Linked DNA regions of Homo sapiens: regions 1, 2 and 3 are each linked to region 4. Evidence: chromatin contacts called from ENCODE Hi-C or POLR2A ChIA-PET data. All regions are on one chromosome and are shown on one strand. The core of a region is the stretch at or near the end of the contact, and the rest is flanking DNA. Distances in the headings are between cores, read along the strand shown. Region 1 overlaps DUSP14 (dual specificity phosphatase 14). Region 2 holds the start of ACACA (acetyl-CoA carboxylase alpha). Region 3 holds the start of DUSP14 (dual specificity phosphatase 14). Region 4 holds the start of DDX52 (DExD-box helicase 52).

Evidence for each region. Hi-C counts contacts between places; a loop is a spot of excess contacts on that map. ChIA-PET counts read pairs that join two places held with the same protein, here RNA polymerase II (POLR2A). Pooled maps may share reads with other maps.
Region 1: a loop to region 4 is called in a pooled map, with 2.1 times the contacts of the local background. The contact joins the enhancer-like site here to the promoter of DDX52 in region 4. A Hi-C loop is called at or near these places in 1 of 168 maps with a recorded cell type or tissue (CD4-positive, alpha-beta T cell) and 6 of 50 pooled maps. POLR2A ChIA-PET finds 5 or more read pairs at or near these places in 4 of 52 experiments (H1, HEK293, WTC11 and 1 more).
Region 2: a map of endothelial cell of umbilical vein shows a loop between it and region 4 (5-fold over the local background). The contact joins the promoter of ACACA here to the promoter of DDX52 in region 4. A Hi-C loop is called at or near these places in 1 of 168 maps with a recorded cell type or tissue (endothelial cell of umbilical vein) and 10 of 50 pooled maps. POLR2A ChIA-PET finds 5 or more read pairs at or near these places in 2 of 52 experiments (activated CD4-positive, alpha-beta memory T cell and activated naive CD4-positive, alpha-beta T cell).
Region 3: a map of heart right ventricle shows a loop between it and region 4 (12-fold over the local background). The contact joins the promoter of DUSP14 here to the promoter of DDX52 in region 4. A Hi-C loop is called at or near these places in 2 of 168 maps with a recorded cell type or tissue (CD4-positive, alpha-beta T cell and heart right ventricle), 1 of 37 single-sample maps with no recorded cell type and 11 of 50 pooled maps. POLR2A ChIA-PET finds 5 or more read pairs at or near these places in 6 of 52 experiments (GM10248, GM12878, H1 and 3 more).

What each region holds. Positions count from the first base shown.
Region 1 is chr17:37,504,319-37,511,209 of GRCh38, forward strand. It overlaps DUSP14 (dual specificity phosphatase 14), which reads left to right. Exons shown (of 3, transcript NM_007026.4): 2 at 6,359-6,446. Among named protein-coding and RNA genes, the nearest start is that of DUSP14, 18 kb to the left of the region's middle. RefSeq lists enhancers at 2,694-3,194, 3,195-3,695. Within about 2 kb of position 2,538, at least 3 of the 41 ENCODE cell types and tissues checked have a DNase peak (open chromatin) inside an H3K27ac peak, as active enhancers do.
Region 2 is chr17:37,405,534-37,411,635 of GRCh38, forward strand. ACACA (acetyl-CoA carboxylase alpha) reads right to left here and starts at 1,303. Exons shown (of 56, transcript NM_198834.3): 1 at 729-1,303. The coding sequence starts at 766. TADA2A (transcriptional adaptor 2A) reads left to right here and starts at 1,353. Exons shown (of 16, transcript NM_001166105.3): 1 at 1,353-1,416; 2 at 5,736-5,857. The coding sequence starts at 5,833. RefSeq lists an enhancer at 2,485-3,169.
Region 3 is chr17:37,487,865-37,494,907 of GRCh38, forward strand. DUSP14 (dual specificity phosphatase 14) reads left to right here and starts at 2,027. Exons shown (of 3, transcript NM_007026.4): 1 at 2,027-2,094. RefSeq lists an enhancer at 3,127-3,912.
Region 4 is chr17:37,640,380-37,646,643 of GRCh38, forward strand. It overlaps DDX52 (DExD-box helicase 52), which reads right to left and starts at 3,067. Exons shown (of 15, transcript NM_007010.5): 1 at 2,955-3,067; 2 at 1,731-1,929. The coding sequence starts at 3,041. LOC105371756 (a long non-coding RNA gene) reads left to right here and starts at 2,559. Exons shown (of 2, transcript NR_188617.1): 1 at 2,559-3,157. RefSeq lists an enhancer at 614-1,114.

The DNA of each region.
Region 1 (6,891 bases), core at 1,288-3,787, 140 kb before region 4:
TGGCTGCATGTCACACTGAGGGACTATCTGTGGCTGAACCGGAGTGTGACTCTCAGTCTTTGGCTTTATGTATCTTATGTGTATTTATCCTCATCATATCCTCATCGTGTACATATCCTCATGTATTATCCTATGATATCAGTTAATTAATACAGTGAGAAAAGCAAAAACGATCCCTCCTCCAAAGTAAGTAGAAGATGTTGAGATGTTTTACCACAATTGCTAAAGCTTTCCAGGTGACAGAACAATTTGTGAATATCTTTTACTTCATTTTACTTTAATATGTATATATGAGACAGGGTCACCCTGGCTGGAGTGCTACAATCATGGCTCACTGCAGCCTCGACTTCCCAGACTCAAGTGACCTCCTCATCTCGGCCTCCTGAGTAGCTGGGATTATAGGCGCATGAAACCATGCCCGGCTAATTTTTAAAATTTTTTTTGCAGAGACAGGGTCTCATTACGTTGCCCCGGCTGGTCTTAAACTCTTGGGTTTAAGGAGTCCTCCTGCCGCAGCCTCCCAAAATGCTGTGATTACAGTTGTGAGCCACTGTGCCTGGCTGAAATTTTACTTTTTTGTTTTTATATTTTGCGACAGAGTCTTGCTCTGTTAACCAGGCTGGAGTGCAATGGCACGATCTTGGCTCACTGCAGCCTCCGCCTCCCGGGTTCAAGCGATTCTAGTGCCTCAGCCTCCCAGGTAGCTGGGATTCCAGGTGCACACCACTATGCCTGGCTGATTTTTGTATTTTTAGTAGAGACAGGGTTTCACCATGTTGGCTTAGCTGTTTTTTGAGTTTTGGGGTAGAAATGGGGTTTCACCATGTTGCCCAGGCTGGTCACCAACTCCTGAGCTAAAGTGATACAACCACCTTGGCCTCCCAAAGTGCTAGGATTATCATTTTCATTACTAAATCAGAAATGTGGGCCGGACCTGGTGGCTCACCCCTGTAATCCCAAGATCTCTTGAGCCTGGGAGATCAAGGCTATAGTGACCTAAGATTGTGCCACTGTACTCTAGCCTGGGCAACAGAGTGAGACTCGGTCTCAAAACAAAAAGAACTAGACAGACATTTACTTTATTAGAAGGAGAAAATGTGATTACAAAAGCTTTTTGAATATAAAAAGGTAACAGTGTAGGCCTCTCCAGTATATACTCTGGCCCTCTGAAATTCCTAAAACTGAAAGTATTTTAGTGAGAGCATTTTACACAGTCATCTGAAGCACTGTTGTGGCCATTTTCTGCTGTTGACTGAACATGAAAAGAAAAGCCGTAGATAGAATTTCAGTTAACTGCTGATTCTGGTGGTTGTCATCTTTTTTTTTTTTTTTTTTTTTTAAAGAAAAGTAACCTCCGTGGCATTAGGATGGATGCTGTCTCTGATTAGGCCATGACCCCATGTAGCAATTCTGAGTGTCAGGTACCACTGCTCCAGGTATGGATGCCAGTGCTGACCACAAGGCTACAAGGCTGATGCCCGCATCCCAGGAGCTCTGTGGAGCAGGGAGCAATCAGGTGTTATTAATATTAGTGTATGCATTACTGAGATTAGAGGCCCGCTGGGAAGACACTAATCTTGTATTTTGTTCAGTACTTAGTGTTCGATGCTTATTATCCAAAAAGACCAGCATCGTCTCTGAGAAGATGTTAAGAACAAACCAGACTGGGCTCAGTGGTTCAAGCCTGTAATCCCAGCACTTTGGGAGGCTAAGGCAGGTGGATCACCTGAGGTCAGGAGTTCAAGACCAGTCTGAGCAACATGGCAAAACTCTGTTTCTACTAAAAAATACAAAAAATTAGCTGGGCATGGTGGCATGCACCTGTAATCCCAGCTACTCGGGAGGCTGAGGCAGGAGGGTCATTTGAACCCAGGAGGCGGAGGTTGCAGTGAGCCGAGATAGCGCCATTGCACTCTAGTCTGGGTGACAGAGAGAGACTCCATCTCCCCCCCGCCCCCGTCCCCCTGCAAAAAAGAAAACAAAAAAACCCAAAAAACCCTGGGGTTGGTTTAGGACAGCTCTTCCTTTCTGTCTTTCACTCTACCCTACCCCCATCCCCCAAGCCAGGAAAATATTTTTTCCTCCAAGAAGCACGTGCCATTGCCAGAGCATCTTGGGAAGGCCAAGTTGAACACCATAGACAGTGATGTGGTCATTCTTAAGCATTCTTCCTGGTCATCATCGTCCCAGAGACCATTGTCCTGCAGTGGGATGGCATGTTCACTCAGAGAGCACCATGCAATTTGTGATCCCTCAAATACGGGTCAAACTCTGCTACCCTATCTCCTTTCCCTGTCTCCCAGGACACATTTACTGAGTAGATTTTCATGCACCTGTGATATAATACCCATGGGTTTTTTATTTTTTACCATCCAGTTCTACTGATCTGATCTGAGAACTGGCTGACTCTAGGGCTTCTTGTAGTGCCTACTCTGGGGCTGCTCCTTGCTGAGGTCCACCCTCTGCAGCCAGGGGGATGTTTTGTGCACCAAATGGTGTACCAGGATGTGGCAGTAGTTCCCTGTTCTGGCACTAGGGGAAACTGGAGCAGCTCGGCCCATCTGGGCTTAGCCTTTCTGTAAGTAGCACTGAAACACCTTCTTAGGCAGATCCACACCCCCCCGCGTGTGTGGCAGACGCTGGCTGGTGGTGTGGAGCGCCGCGAGGCAGGTGATGAGAACACAGCCACGATTTAGTCACCGCAGAGAAGCAGTGTGTGGACTTGAGCTAGAAATCCGGACACCTTCCATCTTTTCCTAGTTTCACTTCTCAAGTTGAAATCTCTCACCCTTTCTGAACCATGTATTTTCCAATCTGTCAAGGGGGTCAGGAGTGTTTGTCAGAGAAGCATCTATAGCATCTGTGCCCTCTACGTGCCCTCTGGCGGAAGTTGTTTTCCTGAAACTTTGGACCAGCTTTGGCATTTTAAGCAGGTTTGTTGGCAAAGAGATGGACTGGCAGCAGCAGGGAGGGAGCAATGTGTCTGTCTCACTTGGATTCTGCCCCGAGGGCTCACAATCTGTTTTCCCTGCAGCACCAAGTACCCTAGCGCCACTCAGCAAATGCGAGTTAACGGAATCAGCCCGGCTTCTACAGGGAACCTGGGCTCCTTTGCCTCAGGAAGGCAAGTGGCTTCCCAGACAGCGTAATTTGGGAGGATGCATCGCTCTGCCACCCAGGCTGGAGTGCAATGGCGCGATCTCAGCTCACTGCAGCCTCTTCCTCCCGGGTTCAAGCGATTCTCTTGGCTCAGCCTCCCTACTAGCTGGGATTATAGGCATGCACCACTGCACCTGGCTAATTTTTGTATTTTTAGTAGAGACGGGGTTTCACCATGTTGCCCAGGCTGGTCTCAGGTGATCTGCCCGCCTCGGCCTCCCAAAGTGCTGGGATTATAGGCGTAAGCCACCGTGTCTATGGCCAAGCCTCTCTGAATTAGACAACAACTAGATAACCTACTTGGAAATTTGATTAGCATCTTCCAGATTTTCCACAATGAGGAGCGTCATCCCCAGCAGCTTGAAGGCCTAATTTTGTGTTTATTACCACAGTGACTTTGCTTTTTAAACCAGTAGGATTCTGCCAGGGAAGACTTGGAAGTGGCAGGAGACCCTGCTCTGCTGTAGGAAAGGATGTTCTCAGAGTTTCTGCCCTGTTCATAGTTTACATCCAATGCACACACACGCAGTTTCCTTATGTGACTGCGTCCTTGTTCCTCCTCATGCTGTGATTTCACCTGTGGACTGCTCTGTGTACTCCCATAGCATTAACCAGTCATGGGATGTGGGCTCCCAAAGCGAGGCCTAGCCTCGAGTGAGGAGGCAGCTCCCTTCAGAGAAGGGCAGTGTCCAGGAGGGACTTGTGGTCTGTTAGCACCAGTACACCTGGTGCCTCAGTCTTCCAGGGGGAATGCAGACAGAGCCACAGCACTCACCTCTGCAGCAGTTCTCAGACGTGCCCCCGACCCGCAGCCTCACCTCAGAAAGGCAACTCTTCCAGCCCCACTCTGGAGGGACGGAATCAGAAGCTGGGGAAAGGTCCAGCAGTCTGTGCGCACAGCCCTCTGGGGGATTCTGAGGCATGCTCAGGTTTGAGAGCCCCTGCATTATAATGATAGAAATAGTTGTAAATGGAGCCAGGCACAGTGGCTCATGCCTGTAATCCCAGCACCTTGGGAGGCCAAGGTGGGTGGATCACTTGAGGTCAGGAGTTTGAGACCAGCCTGGCCAATGTGGCAAAACTCCGTCTCTACTTAAAGTACAAAAAATAGCAACGTGTGGTGGTGCACGCCTGTAATCCCAGCTACTCAGGAGGCTGAGGCAGGAGAATCTCTTGAACCTGGGAGGTGGAGGTTGCAGTGAGCTGAGATTGCGCCACTGCACTCCAGCCTGGGTGACAGAGCCAGACTCCATCTCAATATATATATATATATATGTATGTATAAATAAATATATATGTATATTTATAAACTTTTTTTTTCAAAAACCATTTTAAAATGTTAAACATACGTGTCATAGGACCCAGCCCTTCACTCCTGGGTATTGAACTGAGAGAGGAAGGCATATGTACGCACAAAGACCTGTACGTGGATGCTCATAGCAGCTGTACTCACAATACCTTTAAACTAGAGACAACCCAGGTTCATCAGTAGGTGAATGGATAAACAGAGTGTGGTGTATCTACACAGCAGAGTACTTAAGAAGTGAGCTGTTGATAACCCAGCGTCATGGGTGAATGTCTAAGTTATGCAGAGTGAAAGAAGCCAGACCAAAAAAAAAAAAAACCCATATATATATATATATATATATATACACACACACACACACACACACACACACACACACACACACTCTATATATATATGTACTATGTATATGTGTACTATATATGTATATATACACTATATATACACACTATATACACACTATATATATATATATATATATATATATATATATATATATATATATATATATATAGTGTGTGTGTGTGTGTGTGTGTGTGTGTTTAGTTTTTGAGACAGAGTCTTGCTCTGTTGCCCAGGCTGGAGTGCAGTGGTGCAATTTCGGCTCCACTGCAACCTCCACCTCCTCCTGGGTTCTAGTGATTCTCCTGCCTCAGCCACCCAAGTAGCTGGGATTACAGGTGTGTGCCATCATGCCCGGATAATTTTGGTATTTTTAGTAGAGACCTGGGTTTCTCCACATTGGCAAGGCTGGTCTCGAACTCCTGGCCTCAAGTGATCCACCCGCCTCGGCCTCCCAAAGTGTTGGGATTACAGGCGTGATCCACCACGCTTGGCCTATATATATTTATATGCTATAAATATATAAAAGTCCATTGATAGAAAAGTCTAGAGTGCAAACCATAGTGATAAGAAAGATCAGTGGTTGCCTGGGAATGGGGTAAAGAGCAAGAAAGGGTTGGATTATTAAAAAAAATGAGGAAATTTTGAGGGGGATGATGGATGTGTTTATTATTATGATGTACTGGTGTCTCCATTGTGTACATATGTCAGAACTCATCAGGTAATGTACCTGATCAAGTTGTATAGCAGTTTATATGTCAAGAACACCTCAACAGAGCTGTAAAAAAAACACGACAGGTCTGACAGTTACCTGGGAAAGGTGGGGGAACAGGTGGTAGAAGAACACATTTTTTATGATGTTCATGGTACTTACATAACATAAATGAATAAAATAGGGCCAACATGGAAAAGAAAACAAAATGAAGGAAAATGTCAAATTGCCATCCTGAACACCAGCACCGCCTGTAATTAGCGTTCCTGGCTGCAGCCACATCTGCGGTCCTGCTCCTCATGAAGCCGTCCTCCGTGCCATGTCCCGGCCATGCCTGTCCTTAGCTTCCTGGTGCACACTGTCCTCCACCTTGTGTTCAGGCACAGGGCTGCTTGGCTCACCCTTGCTGCACCTGGCCTGTCCGTCCTCCCACCGCGGTGCCGCCCAGGCCTTCCCACTGCAGGGCTGGCTAACGGTGCATGGAAGAGACTCGAGTCCGTGTTGTGTCCTCATAGCCCACCGAGGAGGCAGCAGTGCCGGACATTTCGCGGATAGGTTGTGGTCTCTGAGTCTCCTCCTCTCAAGAGGATGAGATTTGTCTGTGTTATTGTCAAAACTCTTATTTGTCACGCCGCGGGTTATGTGTCAGTAACAAAAAGCTGAGATTTAGGCCGGTGTTTCTTACTGGTGCAGCCTTTAAATGCACACCTGCGAATGTTCAGTGCACCTTCCGCTTCCTGGCTCTATTTCAGTCAAACCTGAGGTCGTAGTGAAAGTCGGTGAGGAATTCTTTGGAACTTCCTGATTGGCTGTGTCCTTGCCTCCTTGTCTTCCCGCAGATTTGATTTGTATCCACTGTCACCAGCACTGCTCACTTAGGACTTTCTGGATCCGGACCCAGGCAGCGCACACTGGACTCTTGAGGAAGTGAGTACCCCACCACTGCCTGCCTGTTGAACCCGGGGAGGCTCTTGTCTGACTGAAATCACTGCAGGCTTCCCGACGATCCCCTGGGTGTGTGTGGGCAGGCGCACTTGCCACTGGGCACAGGTGATAAAGCATTGTGATTTTTTTTTTTGGTGAGAGGAACGGATGTATCTAAGATCTCAGGAAACTGAGAACTTCCTTTTCTGCTCTTATTAAATGTCAATATATATATAATATATATCAATATATATGTAAATGTATATATTGACATTTAATAGCAAACACTGGAATAATGAGAGGATAGTGACGTTCAGACGTTAAAAGCCAGTGGGCTTCATCGTGGAGCTCAGAATTAAGGTGAAGTTATTTAGCCACACCCAAGGTCAGGTCAGGTAAAATGCTCATTTAACTTACAGGAATGAACTTTGAAGACCATGGCCTTCAA
Region 2 (6,102 bases), core at 53-2,552, 240 kb before region 4:
TGGGAGGTGGTTTTTCTTTCCTTTTCTTTTCTTTTTGAGACAGAGTTTCGCTCTCGTTGCCCAGGCTGGAGTGGAATGGCAAGATCTTGGCTCATTGTAACCTCTGCCCCCAGGGTTCAAGCGATTCTACTGCCTCAGCCTCCGGAGTAGCTGGGATTACAGGTGCCTGCCACCACACCCGCGTAATTTTTTGTATTTTTAGTAGAGACGGGATTTCACCATGTTGGTCAGGCTGGTCTAGAACTCCAGACCCTGTGATCCGCCCGCCTCGGCCTGCCAAAGTGCTGGAATTACAGGCGTGAGCCACCGCGCCCGGCAGGGCTTTTTTTTTTTTTTTTTTTTGGAATGAACTTGTATTATGCATATACCAAAAAAGAATGAAAGGGTTCACACAGGCATAAAGTGTAAGTGAATTCTAAAAAAAGGTTGGGCAAATTTATCAAAGGCAGACTTCTAAATAGATGTAACAGTTATATAGTTCAGATAAACCATGGTTTGAATTCCCTTCCCCAGTACTTCCTAGCAGTGTGATCCCAAGTTATTTATGTCAGTGCCTAGATTTCTTCACCTGGAAAATAGGGATAACAACAGGTGCCTACCTCACAAGTTTTAAATGAGACCGTATGTGTAACCTGCTTTGTGCAATGTCTGGCATGCAATAAGTACTCGACAAATGGTAGCTATTAGAATCATCATTAACAGCAGTAATAAGAGATCTTGGGACATACCTAGCCCTCAAGATTGACATCAGAGTAGACCACCACATCCTCTCATCATTGCGCCTCAATTTGGGCCTCTGAAGCCCAAAGAGGGGATGGTTCTTTCCAAAGAAGACAATTTCGACGTTCCAGGAGCATCTGATTGAAACGCACCCTCTTCACCCCTTAAAATCAGTCTGGTTCATCCACGAGCAGCCCTTCGGGGCCCGGACTGGAGAGGCGCCACGGCTCGCCGTCCCTGGGCCCAGTTCCCTCAGCCTCAATTTCCCTTGCTGCAACAGGGGTGGAGATGGGAACGTTATCCCCAAACCCAGGCAGTCCCGGCTCGGCCCGCCTCACCGCACTCCGGAGGGGACCAAACAGCCCCACGCGCCAGGAAGCCTCAGGCAACGGGCCACGCGCCACACGGGCAAAGTGATTACTGGTCGGATCAAAAGTCAGGCAAGCGGCTCAGCCCCATCCTCCCAGTCCTCGGGCACGGGGACAGCAGCAGGCGCGCGGCGGGGACCGGGAAAAGGCCAAGAGGGCGGTGGCGGGCGCTCAGCACCCGGCGGGGGCCTCCACGGCCGAGGGGCGGAGGCGGCGGGCGCGCGGCACGCGGCGCGCTCGCCACTGCGCCGCCCGGGGGCGCGCACGCAAAGCCCGGAGGCGCGCGCGACCGGCGGCTCTTTGGCGCGGATTAGGGGGTCTCGGCGAGGTGAGGCGCCAGGCAGCGCTGGGCGGGCGGGCGGGCGGGTGGCGGAGCGCGAGCCCCTCTAGCGGGACTAGGGAGAAGCGGGGGCCACGAGGTGCGGCGGGGGAGGAGTCGCGGGCTGCGGGCCCCGGCGGCGGGCTTGACGCGGCAGGCTGGCGGGCCGGCGGGCGGGCAGCGGCGGGCCTCGCCGCTCTGTGGGGGAGGGCGGTGTGGGGCCGGGCCTGACCCCGGGGGCCCGCCCCGCGTCTGGGCGGTGCCCCAGTGCCCCGGCCTCGCCATTTCCCGCTCAGCCCTGGAGCGCGTAGCTCTACCAAGAATGGCCACTGTGCCAGATGCCCCTGACCAGCGTTGCCCATTTGAATTTCCTAGCAGGCCCCCCAAAGTAGGTATTTCAGTACCCTGTTAGAGCTGAGGCGCAGGTAAAATGACTGGCCCAGGCCGGTCCCACCCCGTAAGGATTTGAACGTTGGCTCCACAACTCGGGAGCCTGCGCCTTTCCTCCTCCCAACGTGGACTCCTGCCCGGCGAAGTGCCTCACTTCCTTCTCCCGGTAACTGATTCGAATTTGGCGATTGTTAGTTTGGAGCTAGCGCCAGTGTTTCCACGGAAGTTGGTGTCAGAATGTGGTCTCTTGTGAAAGGGGGAGAAAGAAGATTCTGCAGACTGCAATATTGTGCTTTTTTGCCTTTTTTTTTTTTTCTCCTAGGCTGTACTGCAGTGCAGTGGCACGATCGCGGCTCACTGCAATCTCCGCCTCCCAGGCTCAAGCGATTCTCGTGCCTGAGGCGTGGGCCACCACGCCCAGCTAATATTTGTATTTTCAGCAGAGGTGGGGTTTCACCATGTTGGCCAGGCTGGTCTCGAACTCCTGACCTCAAGTGATCCTTCCGCCTCGGCCTCCCAAAGTGCTGGGATTACAGGCGTGAGCCACCACGCCCGGCCCTACTATTTTTTTATTTTTTGAGATGGCGTTTCTTTCGCCCAGGCTGGAGTGCAATGGCGCCATCTCAACACACTGCAACTTCTGCCTCCCAGGTTCAAGCGATTCTCCTGCCTCAGCCTCCCGAGTACCTGGGATTACAGGCGCCCGCCACCACACCTGGCTATTTTTTGTATTTTTAGTAGAGATGGGGTTTCGCTGTGTTGGCCAGGTTGATCTCGAACTCCTGACCTCAGGTTATCTGCCCACCTGGGACTCCCAAAGTGCTGAGATTACAGGCGTGAGCCACCGCACCCGGCCTCCTACTGTGCTTTTTCGAGTGTTGATCAGTCCCTATTGACTGTGCATCCTTTACTGGACGTCTGTTTTTGTTTTTGTTTTTTGAGAGGGAGTTTCACACTTGTTGCTCAGGCCAGAGTGCAACAGCGCGTTCTCAGCCCACCGCAACCTCCACCTCCCGGGTTCAAGCAGTTCTCTTGCCTCAGCCTCCCAAGTAGCTGGATTACAGGCATACGCCACCACGCCCAGCTAATTTTGTATTTTTAGTAGAGACAGGGTTTCTACATGTTGGTCAGGCTGATCTCGAACTGCCGACTTCAGGTGATCTGCCTGCCTCGGCCTGCTAAAGTGCTGGGATTACAGGCGTGAGCCACTGCGTCCAGCCTTGACATCTGTATTTGAAATGACACAGCTATCCCTTGTAAGACACTGCGCAAGTAACATACTCTTTCAGAGCTTGCTTGCTTTTGAAAAAGCAGCTTGCCCCAAAAGTGTGGGAGTGAGGATTCAAAGAATCCCCACACCTTGGTACCCACGGGTACCTAGCAAATTGAAAAAGTTCAGTAAATTTGGCAGTTATTTGATTGCTGCGTTCGTAATACACCCTTGCTAGACTCATTTTTCTTCAGAGCTCAACTTTTCCTGAGAGGACAGCAAAGGGAGACCTACCCCACCCCAAAAAGGGAAAGTTCTTTGATGGCAGCGTTAGCAGAAATGTTGCCCACACTTAGTGATGAATTATTCTCCAAGCTAAAAATTACCAGGGTGAAAAAAATCACTTCAGAAAAGCTAAAGATAAATTAACCTTTTGTAGAATTAACATTTATTAGTCCACTACTATGTGTTTATTGTATTCCTCCTGTATGCTTGGCATTTTAAAAGCATACAGATAGGTATCCGATATAGTCTCTGCTTTCACTTATTTATTATTTATTTTTGAGACAGGATCTTGCACTGTCGCCCAGGCTGGAGTGCAGTGGCACAATCTCGGCTCACTGCAACCTCCACCTGCCTGGTTCAAGCAACTCTCATGCCTCAGCCTCCCGAGTAGCTGGGATTATAGGCGCCCGCCACCACGCCAAGCAAATTTTTTTGTATTTTTGGTAGAGACGGGGTTCTCACTATGTTGCCCAGGCTGGTCTGAAACTCCTGACCTCTGGAGATTCATCTGCCTCAGTCTCCCAAAGTGCTGGAGTTACAGACATGAGCTACCACACCCAGCCTGCTTTCACTTAATTTAGAAGTGGGGGAAAATAGACATTCAGAAGTAATACTCACAAAGTAGAATGTGAAAAATGCCAGATAAAAAGCTGTGAGTGGGCCGGGTGCGGTGGCTCATGCCTGTAATCCCAGCACTTGGGGAGGCTGAGGTGGGCAGATCGCCTGAGGTCAGGAGTTCGAGACCAGCCTGGCCAACATGGTGAAACCCCGTCTCTACTAAAAATACAAAAATTAGCCAGGCCTGGTGGCCCGCGCCTGTAATCCCAGCTAATTGGGAGGCTGAGGCAGGAGACTCGCTTGAACCCGGGAGGCGGAAGTTGCAGTGAGCTGAGATCGTGCCATTGCATTCCAGCCTAGGCAACGAGAGCGAGACTTAGTCTCAAAAAAAAACAAAAACAAAAACAAAAAGCTGTGAGTGTACAGAAGAAGGATTATTTTTTGACTTAGTGTAAAATATTATTTTATTTCTGCTTCAAAGAAGATACTTTGGGCCAGGCATGGTGGCTCACACTTGTAATCCCAGCACTCCAGCACTTTTGGAGGCCGAGGTGGGCGGATCACTTGAGGCCAAGAGTTCGAGACCAGCCTGGCCAACATGGTGAAACCCTGTCTCTCCTAAAAATACAAAACAATTAGCCAGGTATGGTGGTGGCACATGCTTGTAATCCCAGCTTCTCAGGAGGCTGAGGCACAAGACACAAGAATCAAAAATGAGAACCAAATGGAGAATGAGAATCCCTTGAACCTGGGAGGCAGAGGTTGCAATGAGTACTCCAGCCTGGGCAACAGAGCCAGACTGTGTCTCCAAAAAAAAAAGAAAAAGAGACTTAGTCTGTCCTCCAAGCTGGAGTGCAGTGGTGGCTCACTGCATCCTCGACCTCCTAGGCCCAAGCGTTCCACCTCATCCTCCTGAGTAGCTGGAACCATAAGCATGGGCCACTGTACCCGGCTAACTTTTTTTTTTTTTTTTTAAGAGATGGGGTCTCCCTATGTTGCCCAGGCTGGTCTTGAACTCCTGGGTCCCAGTAATCCTCCCACGTCAGCCTCCCAGAGTGCTGGGATTACAGGCATGAGCCACTGTGCCTGGCCCTGTTACGTACTTGTTGAAAGAGTGAGGAACAAATGTATGTTGTAATAGATAGGATTTTTTGGTTTCCAGTTACAGAAACTCGTTCAGTCTTATGATTAAAGTTGAGTTTATTAAAGTTTATTAAAGAGAGAGAAATGAGAGAAGAGTTAAACAGTTGAGCCACCTGGGGCTAGGGATTTCAACAGCCAGAGCACATGGACTGAATTCTTTGAATGAATTCTAGTGAATAACTAAGCTCCAACTGCCTTCTGTCCTTTCATGTCTTACTCAAGATCCAGATTTCTGGAAGAAGAGACCTGGTTGCTTTAGCTTTTGTCAGGGGTGGGGAATGGGGTATTGTGATTGGCAGCCCCACCAGTATCACATGAAATGTGGGAGGGTCAGTTTCCCAAATAAAGATGGCAGCTAAGGAGAGAAATGATGCTGAGTAGAGAAAGCCAACAGTTGTTTATTAGAAATATGTAGCATTTGCCCCTGCCACCCTCAGTGCCCCATAGACCCAGATCCTTCCTCATAAAAAAGAAAAATATGTAGCATTTATAGAGGACCAGGTACCATGCTACATTACTTATATGGATTATGATATTTGATTATAACATTTAATTCTCACAACTTTGGAAGGTAGGCACTGTTATACCCACTACAGAGGAAGAAACAGGTTTTCAGAGGTGGAATAATTTTTCAACATTACAAAGCTAAGATGTGGCAGAGCTGAGTATGTTGCATATCTTCTCTTTATCTTGTCCCTTTGAATGATTTTCTGATCCATGTGCCACTTTTGTTTGTTCCTAGGGAGTCATCAAGCTTTGGTGTATGTGTTGGCCGGTTCTGAAGTCTTGAAGAAGCTCTGCTGAGGAAGACCAAAGCAGCACTCGTTGCCAATTAGGGAATGGACCGTTTGGGTTCCTTTAGCAGTAAGTACAGTGGGAACAAGTCTCAGGTGACTTATTATTATTTTTTTTTTGAGATGGACTCTCCCTCTGTTGCCCAGGCTGGGGTACAGTGGCATGATGTTGGCTCACTGCAACTTCTGCCTCCCGGCTTTAAACGGTTCTCCTGCCTCAGCCGCCTGAGTAGCTAGGACTACAGGCGCGCACCACCACACACAGCTAATTTTTTTTATTTTTATTTTTAGTAGAGATAGGGTTTTACCATGTTG
Region 3 (7,043 bases), core at 777-3,276, 150 kb before region 4:
CTATCTAAATTTACTAAAATAAAATTTTAAATTCACTTCCTTAGTTACACTAGCCATATTTCGTGTTCAGTAGCAACATGAGGCTAGTGGCTACTGTACTGGAGAGTGGAGATACAGAACATGTCCATCATCACACAAAGTTCTACTGGACAGTGCTGGTCCAGAAGAGAATAACTTCAAATTGCATTTTTGGTACAGGCATGTATAAGCCCGCACTTCCACATTCTGTAAAGGCATAAACCGCCTCCCTACCCCAGGGCATGTCTGTACAGTCATTAAATGGTCTGACTCCAGCACTTCTTTCTACTTAATCTCTAAATCTCTAAATCTTGACACGCACATCGCACACAACACAAACTCTATTTTAGCCCACCTCCCTCTTCACTGACTCTTCATGGTAGGTTTAGTTCCCATAATCCATGAAAATGCCTAGCTCCTTGTCACTAGAGCTTGTTTTGGAAACCTGCCTACAGTGTAACAAGCTGGAATGTGAAGAGGGATGCATCTATTTGTGTTGCTGAGTCATTGAATTGACTGAAGCTTCAAGGACTAGGGGGTGCTGAGCAGAAATGAAAACACACAATCCTTTCTGTTAGAGATTTGCTCTTTTCGTATTGGCATGTAAACAAGTAAGTCACTAAGTGAACTGACGTCACAATTTAGTTTTAGGAAGATGCTTTTCCCAGGCACGATTTGAACTCAGTGGTTTCCTGAATCTAGCAAAGTATGCTGCTTTGTTTTCTCTTAGATTAATTTTGCCTAATTTTAAAGCTTTGATTCTCTTTTTACGAAGACGAAAATAAATCTCTCTAGTCTGGGCCTTTTTCGTTTCCCAGGATTATGATTAAAATTATCACTAACTTTTAGATAGTCCAGCACGCACCGGATGACTCTGAAGCCGGTTGGGCAGTGGAGATCGGGAAGAACATGAAAAAGCTTCAAAGCTTTTGGTTGAGGACATCGGGAGATGTAAACCCCAAACGCGGGTTTTACTTCTCCCCTCCACCCCTCCCCGCAAACCCATGCCTACTCGTTTTGACTGCTCAGCAATTCTGAGGCCAACCATTTGCAACGGCGAGGAGCAGGGGCTGGTGAGTCAAGGACTGGGCATGGAGTCAGGACTCTTAGGTGCCTTGACTCACGGCAGAGCCTTGAGGAAGTCGCTTTGCCTCCCACGTGTCTCCCTTCACCTGCCAGAGGCGGAGGGGAGGCGGGGCTGTGCTGGAAAACGTCCGTTTCGCACCGACTTATGTTACAGATGGGCAGACCTGAATTTTAAAAGACCCTCAGAGTCACACAGCAAATGAGCCCTCAAATGCCCGTGTCCCGCCTGCGCTCCGGAGAACCCCTGCCCTGCCTCGGGGACTCGGGAGGTGGGTGTGGGCTCCGAGACTCGGACGGCACCTTGGCGTGGCGAGAGCAGGTGGAGATGCGCACGGAGGTTGCATGTTCACCTCCGGGTCTCGGGCGCCACGGCTGCCCGTACCTGTTCCAGCAAGCGTCAGCCAGGAACTGCCGCGCTACTGATTTTCCCTTCGCTCTTGGGTCCCAACCCCCGGGCTCTCCGGGCTAGGGAGGCGGTGGGGTGGGGTCGAGGCCGTCCCGAGCCACCCGCGGCGGCTTCACACCTGTATCGGATTTGCTTTCTCGCCTTTAATCCTCTCCAATCCCGAAAGCACCCCAGCAGAGCGCCCCCGCAGCCCGCCTCGAGCCCGGCTCATACGCAGACGCTGACTGGGGAAGCGAGGGGTCGCCGGTGTGTGAGGCAGGGTAAGAGACCAGGGGACCTGCACGGAGGAGCGCTCTAGGGGAGGCTGCTGCCTCGGGAGCTAGGGCGCGCCCGGACCACACCGCACGGCGCAGAAGCCCAGCGCGCACGCGCGCCGCCTGCCGCCCCGCGCGTCCCCCCGCCCCGCGTCGCGTCCCCCCACCTCGGGAGAGGGCGGCCAGGCGCAGGGAGCGTGCGCGCGGCCCGCCCCGGGCGCGGGCGGAGGGAGGAGGAGGCGGCGCGCGCGGCGCCCAGCCCGCAGAAGCCGGTGGCCGCGCAGGAGGACGGAGCCCTAACCGCAACCCGCTCCGCGCCGCGCCGCGCCGGTAGGGGACCCGCAGGCCCGGGGGTGGGGGTTGTGGGGAAGGTGTTGGGGTGGGGCGGGAGGGCGGGACTTCGCGCTTCGGGTCCCTGGGCGCAGGGGGACCCAGAGGCCCGCGCGACCCCGCCTCTGGAAACTTTGTGCCGGCGCCCCCACCTGCTCCCTGGCGGTCCTTGACTCTTCGGGGCGGCCCGCGGAGGAGAGGCCCGAGACCTTCCGCAGCGCACCCTCGCCGGCCCTGAGCGTGCGCCCCCTGCCGCTCCCCCGCCGCGCCGCGCCGCCCCCGCGACCCTGTCCCTGTGCCCCGGGGCTCCAGCAGCCTCGGCCGCGCCTCCTCCGTCGCCTTCCGACCCCGCTGAGGCCGCCTACTCTCGCTGGCATCCACCCGCTCTGGAGCGCGCCGCCGCTTTTTGCATCTCCCCGAGGTTTCTGGTGCATGGATAGAAGCAACTTGACTTTCAGCGATGCCAAGTGTCCAACTTGAGTCTTTCTCTGCGGTGGTAGATGGGTGTGCGCGGTGCTAACATCTGTCTTTTTATTTCTCCTAAGTACCCTTGCTCCGGAGCGAAGTTGAGTTGTTGTTTGTAAAGAGGGGGTGCGTGCTGTGGCCGCCTTAAGTGGATTGTATAACTGTATTTTATTTAGGTGGATGTTGCCAGTGGTACCAGCCAGTGTTATGGTAACTGGGCATCCCAGAGGCTAGGGAAGGAGGAGCGACTTACAAATGCAGTTTTACCATGCAGAGATTTTTTTTTTTTAAAACCACCTTGTACTTTCTATCCAGCAGGACCTCCGGACATTTAGTGTGTGTTAACTCGTTAGCTGTTCATTATCGTTTTATAAGAGAGGGGGGTGGAGAGCGTTACCATCCCGTTTTACAGATGTAAAAACGGAGGCGAAGAGCAAACTCCGGGTATCCTTAGTAACCTTAAAAGAATAGGGACCAAGAGATTTAACCCAGAGTCTCCTGGAATTCCTAGTCCCTAAGGCCACTCAGAAGTATGATGGAATGTTGGACCGTCCTCCCTGACATTCTACAGATCACTTAAGAGTCAGAGAGGCCGAGGCCAGCCGGCAGCTCCATGCCTGAGACTCAGCTCTGCCACAAAGTTAAGTAACACTGGACAAGTCACAGTTTCTCTCCGCTCATTTCCTTCCTGCTCTCTAAAACCAGGGGAACAAAGGTGCTGTATTCTTTGCAGAGTTGTGCGTGTGTCTGGAAGCTCCACTCCCTTGAGCTGCGATTTGGTTATTGTTAGTTGTTGTGGACTCATAAAGGCCCCCAGTCTTGGTTCCCTTGAGAAATGCAGGGAAGGAGGCACCCCCACAGTGAACGCCTCTTCTTCGCCAGAGACGCCTGAGAATTCACATCAGGGACACTTCACATCAGGGACAGGCCGGGGCAGAGACCCTGACCTGAGGGAGGGACGAGGGTTGCCACGAGGAGGTAGGAAGGAGCCCTGCACAGGAGGCTTGACACATGGGCCCTATTCCTGCCTCCAGCTCTGACTCATCTTCTGACGCTTGGGGGAGGAGAGGTAGTTGCTTGGTATTTTTGGCTTTCCACCATAAAACTGGAGACAGTTTCCTTCATTCCAAGTCGTTTTAATGTCACTGTTGAACGTGTGTGTCCTGAGTTCTCATCTGAAAGCTTTCATATCGGTTGACTGCAGGTATGAATTCTGTAATAATAATTAATAGAATGGCATAAATGTATATTCATATCATAAAAGACTAGCCAAGTATGTAAGTCCAGGAAATCCTTTAATACTTTAACATTTTTAAAAAGTGGGCTTTAGGGAGGGCTATGTTTGATGGGTTCCTTTGCAATTGGGATTTTAAGGCAAAATGGATTAAAAATGCTTTTCCCAAAATCACAAGAAATACATTAACCATTCTCTGTGAGATTTAAACTTTACTAATAAGGTTAAAGCTTTCTTTTGAACCTCTTCCTCAAAAGTAACTGCCGAGTGCATCTTGATCGGTTTGTGTATATCTTTTTAGACTTTTCTAAGCATTTTTATAAATGTCCGTTTGCACAAAGTGGTTTTTTAACCGAAATTAATTATTTTAAAGTTGACTTGTCCTGTTTATAAAGATTTGGCTTCTGTCAAGAACAAGTAATGTGTTTAAGTACAACTGTTGGTAAAGTTTTAATAATCCTGATAGACGGTGTTACTTCCCAGGGCAAGGGGCAAATTACCCCTTTTAAACAACTTCAAAGTAGTAGAATCATTACGATCCTAGGTTTTACTCTTAGGTGCTGAATAAAACTTTCCTATTTAAAAAAAAAATCTAGGACTACTAGCCTATTGTCTTGTCTTTGCTTATAAAGAAACGTCAAAGGGAGTGGAAGACAGGGAGAGTTGCTAAAGCAACCAAGGCCTGGGTATAAACTTACAGAGCTAACATTTAAGATGGCTTTATTATTTATGAAAGCTTCACTTCACCTGGGTGAAGACAAAGGAAAGTGTTAATGTGGGCACCCTTCAAACCGGTAATTTCAGGAAATGGATGGGTTAAAACAAAATTCATGTCAGGATTCTGTGGATTTATATATTATACATTTACCGAGGACTTTTACCATGCTAAAGGTGCTGTGCCTGAATACAGAGGAAGAAGGCAAGTAAGGTCGGTCTCTGACCTTATGAAGCTGACAGGCAAATAGTGACATTCAGAGAGAGTTGGCCAGAATTGTTGTCATGGTTCTGAATTCCCAGAAATCAACATTAGATTTATTGAATTGTGAATTATGTAAAAAAGTGTCTAAAACAAATGGATAATTTGATGGATTATTTTAACGAAAACATAAGTGTAACTGTCTTGCAGGTCAAGAATCTGACTCCACACTCTCTCCCTCCCCCAGAGGTCCTAGCCAGAAACTACCCTGACTTTTATGGAAATCATTTCCTTCTTTTCTATAGTTTTTATCCCCTAAATATAAATCCCTAATTGACATAGTTTTATTTTGCTTGTTTTTAACCTCAGTGCAAACTAAAAGTAGATACTCTTGTGAATCCTTCCTTCTGGCCGGCATCGTGTGTGTGTGTGTGTATGTGTATGTATGTGTGTGTGTATGTATGTATATACACACGCACATATATAATTTTTTAAATTTCTGCAGCATGCTATTTTAAAAGATTTATCCATATCGTTGCCTATGCCTGTAGTTTTTGTGTTTTAATTTTTTTAGAGACAAGGTCTCACTATATTGCCCAGGCTGGTCTTGAACTCCTGGGCTCAAGGGATCCTCCTGCCTGGGCCTCCCAAAGTGCTGGGATTACAGGTGTGAGCCACCACACCCAGCCCAGTTAGTACATTTTTGTCTTATGAACATACCACAAATTACCTTTCCACTGTTGATGGACATCTGGGTTGTTTCTGGTCTGGGGCAATTATGAACAGCCCTGAGTCAGGTGTGCATACCTTCAGCTTTACTAGTTGATACCTGGTTTCCAAAGTGGTTGTACCAATTTACATTCCTTCAGTGGTGTCAGCCTTGAGTTTGTAAGTCACTGTATTTGCTGTTTAACCACAATTATGCTTGAATATTTTCTGAATGAATGAATAAAGGTCCCTGGGTAGTCCGATCCCTGGCCTGTCATGTGCTAGCGTATTTTTATTTAGTTATATGGTTTGGACTAACCACCCAAATACCAGAAATGGTTTTCCCACTGTGTTTGGTTGACAAATATCTAATGGAATCCTTTCATCAATCTTTTTTTTTTTTTTTTGGAACAGATGAGTAGTTACAGGAAATTTTAAATATGCAAAATGAAGTACTAAAAATAAGTGGCTAGTACCTAGATGTTTTTTAAGGCTCTTGAATGAATCCTGCCTCTGGTGAATGCTTCCATTGTGCCCAGCCCTAAATGTGTAGGACAGTGTAGTGTGCAGGAACCCAGGCCTATCCTTGTTAAAGTACCCTCTGAGGATGAGACTCCTTAAGAGGCACTGTGCACAGACCCTAACTCATACTTCTTGGCAATTCCAAAGTAACCACAGACTCTGTGCTACAGGAATCAATGACTCTTTTAAACTTTTTTTTTTTTTTTTTGAGACAGAGTCTCACTCTGTCGCCCAGGCTGGAGTGCAGTGGCGCGATCTCGGCTCACTGCAAGCTCCGCCTCCCAGGTTCATGCCATTCTCCTGCCTCAGCCTCCCTAGTAGCTGGGACCACAGGTGCCCGTCACCATGCCCGGCTAATTTTTTGTATTTTTAGTAGAGACGGGGTTTCACCATGTTAGTCAGAATGGTCTTAATCTCCTGACCTCGTGATCCGCCCGCCTCGGCCTCCCAAAATGCTGGGATTACAGGCGTGAGCCACCGCACCCAGCCTTTAAATCTTTTAAATGTATTTTTCTCCAAATTTTCCTTTGCCTGAGAAAGTAGAAGTAGCTTAGAGCAGAGTTTTTGTCGTTTTTGTTCATTTTCTTTGTAAGAGATGGAGTCTAGCAGTGTGGCTCAGGCTGGCCTTGAACTGCTGGGCTCAAGGGATCCTCCCACCTCAGCCTCCTAAAAGCTGGGACTGCAGCATGTGCCACATCCAGCTTGAATTCCTGCTTTGTGAACAGACAGTTACCAGGCTCACTTTGATTGCCCGTGTTTAGTTTTGCCAGCTGGATTTGAAGTGTGTGTGTGAGAGAGAGTGAGAGAATGTGAGAAAGAGAAGGAGCAGGAGGGAGGGTGTGGGGAGAGGTGGGCAGTTCACCTGAGGGCAGCCGTTAAATTCAGGTGTTCATTGAGTACTTACCATGTGCCTAGTATTATGTGCTGTGTTTCTGCCCTTAGAGCAGAATGTTACGCAATTCTGTAGGTTTACAAAATACCTCAGGGGAATCCTTTTTAGCTGGAGGGATGATGGAAGAACACTAGCACAAAGACTGAGATTTGTAGATCCTTTTTATTTCTTCTCTAAAGCATCTTGGAAAATAGCTAAATCACTCTATTTTC
Region 4 (6,264 bases), core at 1,817-4,316:
AGGTAGTAGCAGAGGTTCCCAACAGAGTGTATATAAAATAATCAAAGTATATAAACAAAGTATGAGGAGTATTTGTTTTTTTTTGAGTCAGGCATAAATACATAGGAATAGTGTCCCCAGAAAAATACAAAAGAAATTGATTAACAGTAGCTGCGTGTGGAGAAACAGGGGACTGGAGAGAAACAGTAGGAAGGAACTTTACTTTTCATCATTGTATAACTCAAGTGTTTACCAAAAAAAGGTAAATGACTAGGAAACTTAATATTATAGATTAAAAAAATATAAACAGCCCTAGAGTACAGTACAAGAAAAAAAAAAAAAAAAAAGGCCAGGCGCGGTGGCTCACACCTTTAATCCCAGCACTTTGGGAGGTCGAGGCGGGCAGATCACGAGGTCAGGAGTTCAAGACCAGCATGACCAACATGGAGAAACCCCGTCTCTACTAAAAAATACAAAAATTAGCCAGGCGTGGTGGGGCACACCTGTCCCAGCTACTCAGGAGCCTGAGGCAGAAGAATCACTTGAACCTGGGAGGCAGAGGTTGCAGTGAGCGGAAAACATGCCATTGCACTCCAGCCTGGGCAACAGAGCGAGACTCTGTCTCAAAAGCAAACAAACAAACAACAAAAAAACAAAAACCTCTGTCAAAATGGGCAAAGAGTAAGAAGAAACAATTCACAAAAGGTGAAATATTAATGTCCAGTAAAGCATACAAAAATATGCTTGACCAGCCAGGTGTGGTGGCTCACGCCTGTAATCCCAGCACTTTAGGAGGCGGAGGCGGAGGCGGAGGAGGGTGGATCACAAGGTCAGGAGATCGAGACCATCCTGGCTAACACGATGAAACCTGGTCTCTACTAAAAATACAAAAAATTAGCCAGGTGTGGTGGCAGGCACCTGTAGTCCCAGGTACTTGGGAGGCTGAGGCAGGAGAATGACGTGAACCCAGGAGGCGGAGCTTGCAGTGAGCCGAGATTGCACCACTGCACCACAGACTGGGCAACAAAGCGAGACTCATCTCAAAAAAAAAAAAATGCTCGACCTCACCAGTTATCAGTAAAATATAAAATTGTTTCAGGCAGGGCGCGGTGGTTCAGGCCTGTAATCCCGGCACTTTGGGGGGCCAAAGCGGGCGGATCACGAGGTCAAGTGATCCAGGCCATCGTGGCCAACATGGTGAAACCCCATCTCTACTAAAAATACAAAAATTAGCTAGGCGTGGTGACACGCACCTGTAGTCCCAGCTACTCAGGAGGCTGAGGCAGGAGAATTGCTTGAACCCAGGAGGCAGAGGTTGCAGTGAGCCGAGATCGCGCCACTGCACTCCAGCCTGGAGACAGAGTGAGACTCTGTCTCAAAAAAAAAAAGTTTCATTCATTAGCTTGGCAAAAAAATTAACACCAATAATATTCAGCACTGACAAGGACTTGGGAAGTCACTTTGTAGTATTTTTCAGAGAAAGGGTACATACCCTTTCACCATATGATGCTACTTTTCGGATGGTATTCTGCAGAAATAACAGTACCTGTACAAAAGGATTTATGTATAAATATCTTTACTTAAAATTACCTTTGCTGTAACAATATTTCTAATGACAAATACCTGGAAACAACCTGAGTGCCATCAGCTGACAAATGACCTTATTGTCTGACTTGTAGCCATAAGCCTGTATTATTTTTATAACTGAAAAAAATTAAAGAGAAAAAACATGACAGAAATCAAACACTAACCTGAAGTCATCGTCTTCCTTTTTTTCTTGCTCTGCTCCCTCTTCCTTTCAGTTAGGCTCTCTTCTTTTTTCTCTCCATTTTGGGGCTTCTGATGTGTTTGTGATGCTCCACACACACCTGGGACAGACTTCTTGTTTCCAAAAAAGTCCAGTCCCTGAAGCACCTCCGAAGAATCAAAGTCATATTTCCTTTTTCCTATCTAAAACCCAAAAAATGTAAAATGAAACCTACTGACAGAATACCATTGCTTTCATTCAAGCAAGACTGTTCAATGACTCCTCATCTTTTCTACCCTTTCACCAAGTATCTGTCGAGCTAACAGGTGTCTGGACAAATGGAATCTGAAGAGACCTTCTCTGACCTCATAATAGTAACAAATTAATATTAGCAATGAACACATATATGCTTACTAAATGTCAAGCAGATTTCTAAGCATGTTTATACATATTAAATTGCTTCACATTTACAACTCTATAAGGTAAATAGCAGTATTACGAATGAGAAAACCAAGGCATTCGGAAATTAAGTAACTTGAGGTAGGTCTAAAAATGAGTAACTGGCAGACTTAGCATTTAGACCCAGATAATCTGGCTCCAGAGTTCATACTCACCAGTTAGAGAAAGAAGAAACACATGTCACACGCATATACACATCCAAACAACAAAGTAGACATTCAAGATTTTCCAGAATTGGGCCCCAATTGACCTCCCCCGATGTATCACTCACTACTTCTCTAGGTAAGAGCCCCCATTTCTTAATCGCTCTTCTCATTGGTTACTTAAGCCATGGGGTTGAAGCAATAAAAAGAATCACGCCCAGTACAACTATACGCATGCCAAGCCAAACTTGGGGAGACTATAGTAAGAGAATCTGTTTTCTCCATCTTTGGTTGTTTCTGTTTTCGAAATTCCTTTCCTCTAGGTTCGGAGAAAAAGTTCCTTTTGAAAGGAGGATTCCAACTTTGCTTTGAATAAGAGGGAGGAAAGAGGGTTTCCGTGCCAGGCCCAACTAGGTCTACAACAGGATAGTTAAAGAGCTTATTCAAAAGGCTTGAACCGAGCAGCCGTGCAGGCAAGCCGAACACAAAAGGAAGCAAAATACCCCAAGGGTGGCGAGAGCCAGGCCACGGGTGTCCAAGTGCGCCGGCCTCCCCCAGCAGCGGGTTCATTCCCGGGCTCCTGCTCCTTCTCAGTTACTCGGCCCTCGGTCCCTTGGGCACAGTACCTGGAATCGAGCTGCGTCTGCCGAGAAGCGTCTCGTGTCGAATTTGGCCCCCGCGCCGAGCCGGCGAAAGAGATCGTGGACGTCCATCTTTACCCAGAAAGCGCCACAGTTCTACGGCGCCTGCGCAGACTACTTCCCAGGCCCCGGGCAGCGTCGGAAGAGGGCGTGAGCATAATTGGCTCCTGTAGGCGGAGCCTGGCTGGGTGAGAAACGAGGCTATTTTATTATCGTGTACTCCGTCATTATTTATCTTTTTTTTTTTTTTTTGAAACAAGGTCTCTCTCTGTCGCCCAGGCTGGAGCGCAGTGGCGCAATCGCAGCCTCGAACTCCTGGGCTCAAGTGATCCTCCCATCTCGGTCTCCCAAACTGCTGGGACTACAGGCGTGTGTAAATTCTTTTAAAAAATATTTATCAGTATCCTCTTATGTTGGGCACTGTTCTAGACTTTGAGGGATACTATAGTAAACAACATCTTAAGATTCCTCTTCTTACGAAGCTTACATTTTAGTAGGGACAACAGATATTGTTAACAAATAAATAAGCAAAATCTCTGTAAAGTAATAAGTGCTATAAAACAAAAAGGTGTAATTGATAGAGAAAATGATGAGGGAGCTGACTTAGTGAAATTCACTCTGTTGAAGTGAAAACTTGAGCTAAGAGGAAGCAACCTGTCCAAGATCTGGGAACAGCATTCCAGATAGGGGAAACACGTGGCTGAAGGGAAAAAAATTGGAACCTTGAGGGAATAGAAAGAATGCCGGTGCGACTAGAGCCAAGTTGCAGTCTGATAGAGTAGTACAGATAAGGTTGGAGGGACAAACAGAAGCCAGATCTCACAGAATCTTGTAACAAGGTCATAGTAAGGAATTTGGACTTCCACCTTGGGAAACTATTTGAAAATTTTTATGGAGAGAAGAACATGATTTAGTTTATCACATTTAATTTTTTATATTTATTACATCTGTACGAAATTATTTACTGCTTATTGCCTCTCCCTCTTCTGGAATGTAAGTCCCTGAGCACAGGGATATACTTTGCTTCGTTATGTATCCCCAGTTTCTGTGCACTTTGGTGAATGAATGCGTGGATGTTTCATAAAGGATTACACTGGCTATTTGGAGAATGGACCATAGAAAAGCTAAGAGTGGAAACAGGTTAGTCAAAGTAGAATGATGATCATGGCTTGTCTAGGTTGGTATCTGTGCTGAGAGAGATAAATGGATTAGATCTGGCATGTATTTTGGAGGTAGAGCTAAACGTACCTGACGGATTTTATGCAGAGGTGAGAGAAAGGGAGGAATCAAAGATCACTCCTAGTTTTTTGGCTGAGTAGATGGCATGCCATTTACTGAGCTAAGAAAGCCTGAGAGAAGAAGGGCTTTCTGGTACAAGTGAGATACGGAGGATGGAATCAATTGTTATGTTTTGGACGTGTTAAGATGCCTACCTAGTTGACTTTAAGTGGAGACATCCAAGTAGGTAGTTGGTTCTGAATCTGAAGCTCAGGAACAAAAATTAGGGCTAGAGAAATTAATTTGGAAGTCATCAACATATAAATGATACAAAGGAGTTGTACCATATAAGCATTTAACTTATAAAAATTCAGTTATATGTATTTGACCAAAGAGAATGAAACATACTTGAAATTGTATGGGTGAGTCCTTTACAATCAAGGAAAGCAGGTGTGAGGTGAGCATGTGATGGGGGAGGTGAATCTGCGGTTTCTCAGATGAATTCAGCCCCTTACTCCCTATTACAGTGGGTCGGGGGGTGGTCTTCCTGTCCCAAGTGTGTCTACTCTTTAAAAATAGGAACTTCCCAAGTACTTCATCTGTTGTTCAATAAAAATAATTTATCTTCAGCCAGGCGCAGTGGCTTATACCTGTAATCCTAGCACTTTGGGAGGCCAAGGTGGGCAGATTACTTCAGCTCAGAAGTTTGAAACCAGCCGGGGCAACATGGCGGAACTCCATCTCTACAAAAAATTAAAACATTAGCTGGGTGTAGTGGCACACACCTATAGTCCCAGCCACTTGGGAGGCTGAGGCAGGAAGATTGCTTGAGCTTGGGAGGTTGAAGCTGCAGTGACTTGTAACGGCACCACTGCACTCCAACCTGGGTGACAGAGTGAGACCTTGTCTCAAAAATAAATAAAATTAATCTATTTCAACATAAGAGGAAAAACTCAATATTAGTGTGTTGATCTTCAGTTTGGCACATAAATATGGCCATAGCCATATATAAAATTAATATGTATGAAATGGCAACTACCATACTTTGTGGATGACTTAGGGAATTTAAAAAAAAATTCAACTTTATGAGATTTTTTTTTTCTTTATGAGCTGATTTAGAACCTAATCCCTATGTAAGTGGTAACAAACCCATCTCCAAAAGCATGAGCATGAATGTGATCACTTAGAGAAAATGTGTGAATGGAGAAGAGAAGGGGACCCAGGACTGACCCTATGGTACTCTAATGCTTGGAGATGAGGTGGAGGAGGAGACACCTGTAAAACAAGAGTCTGAGAAGAAGCAAGTGAAGTAGAAAGCAAGCAGTGAGGTAGGAAGACCAGGAATTTGGTGTCACCAAAGCCAGACAGAAGTTTTAAGAAGGTAGTGATCAGCTATTTCAAAGGCTGTTGAGAGGCTGAAGACAGAAAAGATCACTGCATTTGGCAACGTGGAGGTCACTAGAGCCCCTGATAATGTCAGTTTCAGGGACATTGGTGAATAGAGATGATTGGTGAAGGTGGTGAAATGGAGATGGATGAAACCACTCTTCCAAAGATTTAGCTGAGCAGGATAGCAGAGAAGTGGGGTGGTAGCTATAGCCAGATGTGGATTCAAAGGAGGGTTTTGCTTTTGGTTTTTGATGTTTTTAAATATGAGTGCTAGGAGATGTTTGTAAATTATATGGGATGACCCAGTGGAAAGGTATAAATTGTTGCTGCAACAGAGAAGGGAGAATTATGAGATGGGGGTGGGATGAAATTTTGTCAGGGTGTGTTGGAGGGCTGAGAAGAGAAGTGGTGTGAAATAATATTCTCTAACAGTGGGAAAATGAACTTACTGAAGAAAGGCGGTAATAATTCTGGGCAATAAATGCCCATTTGAGGTTCAGGGCAATTAATGTAAAAGGAGACAAATTAGCATGATTCAGCCACTTAAATAAGGGTGTGAAGTGTATAGTGTTAGATTTGGCCAGGGTTAAACTTTTTCCAGGTTAATATCATGGAAGGTTATGGCAGAGTTCTGTCCTCCCCACTCCAACAAGAAAAGCACCTGAGATTGATAGTTCAATAGAAGTTT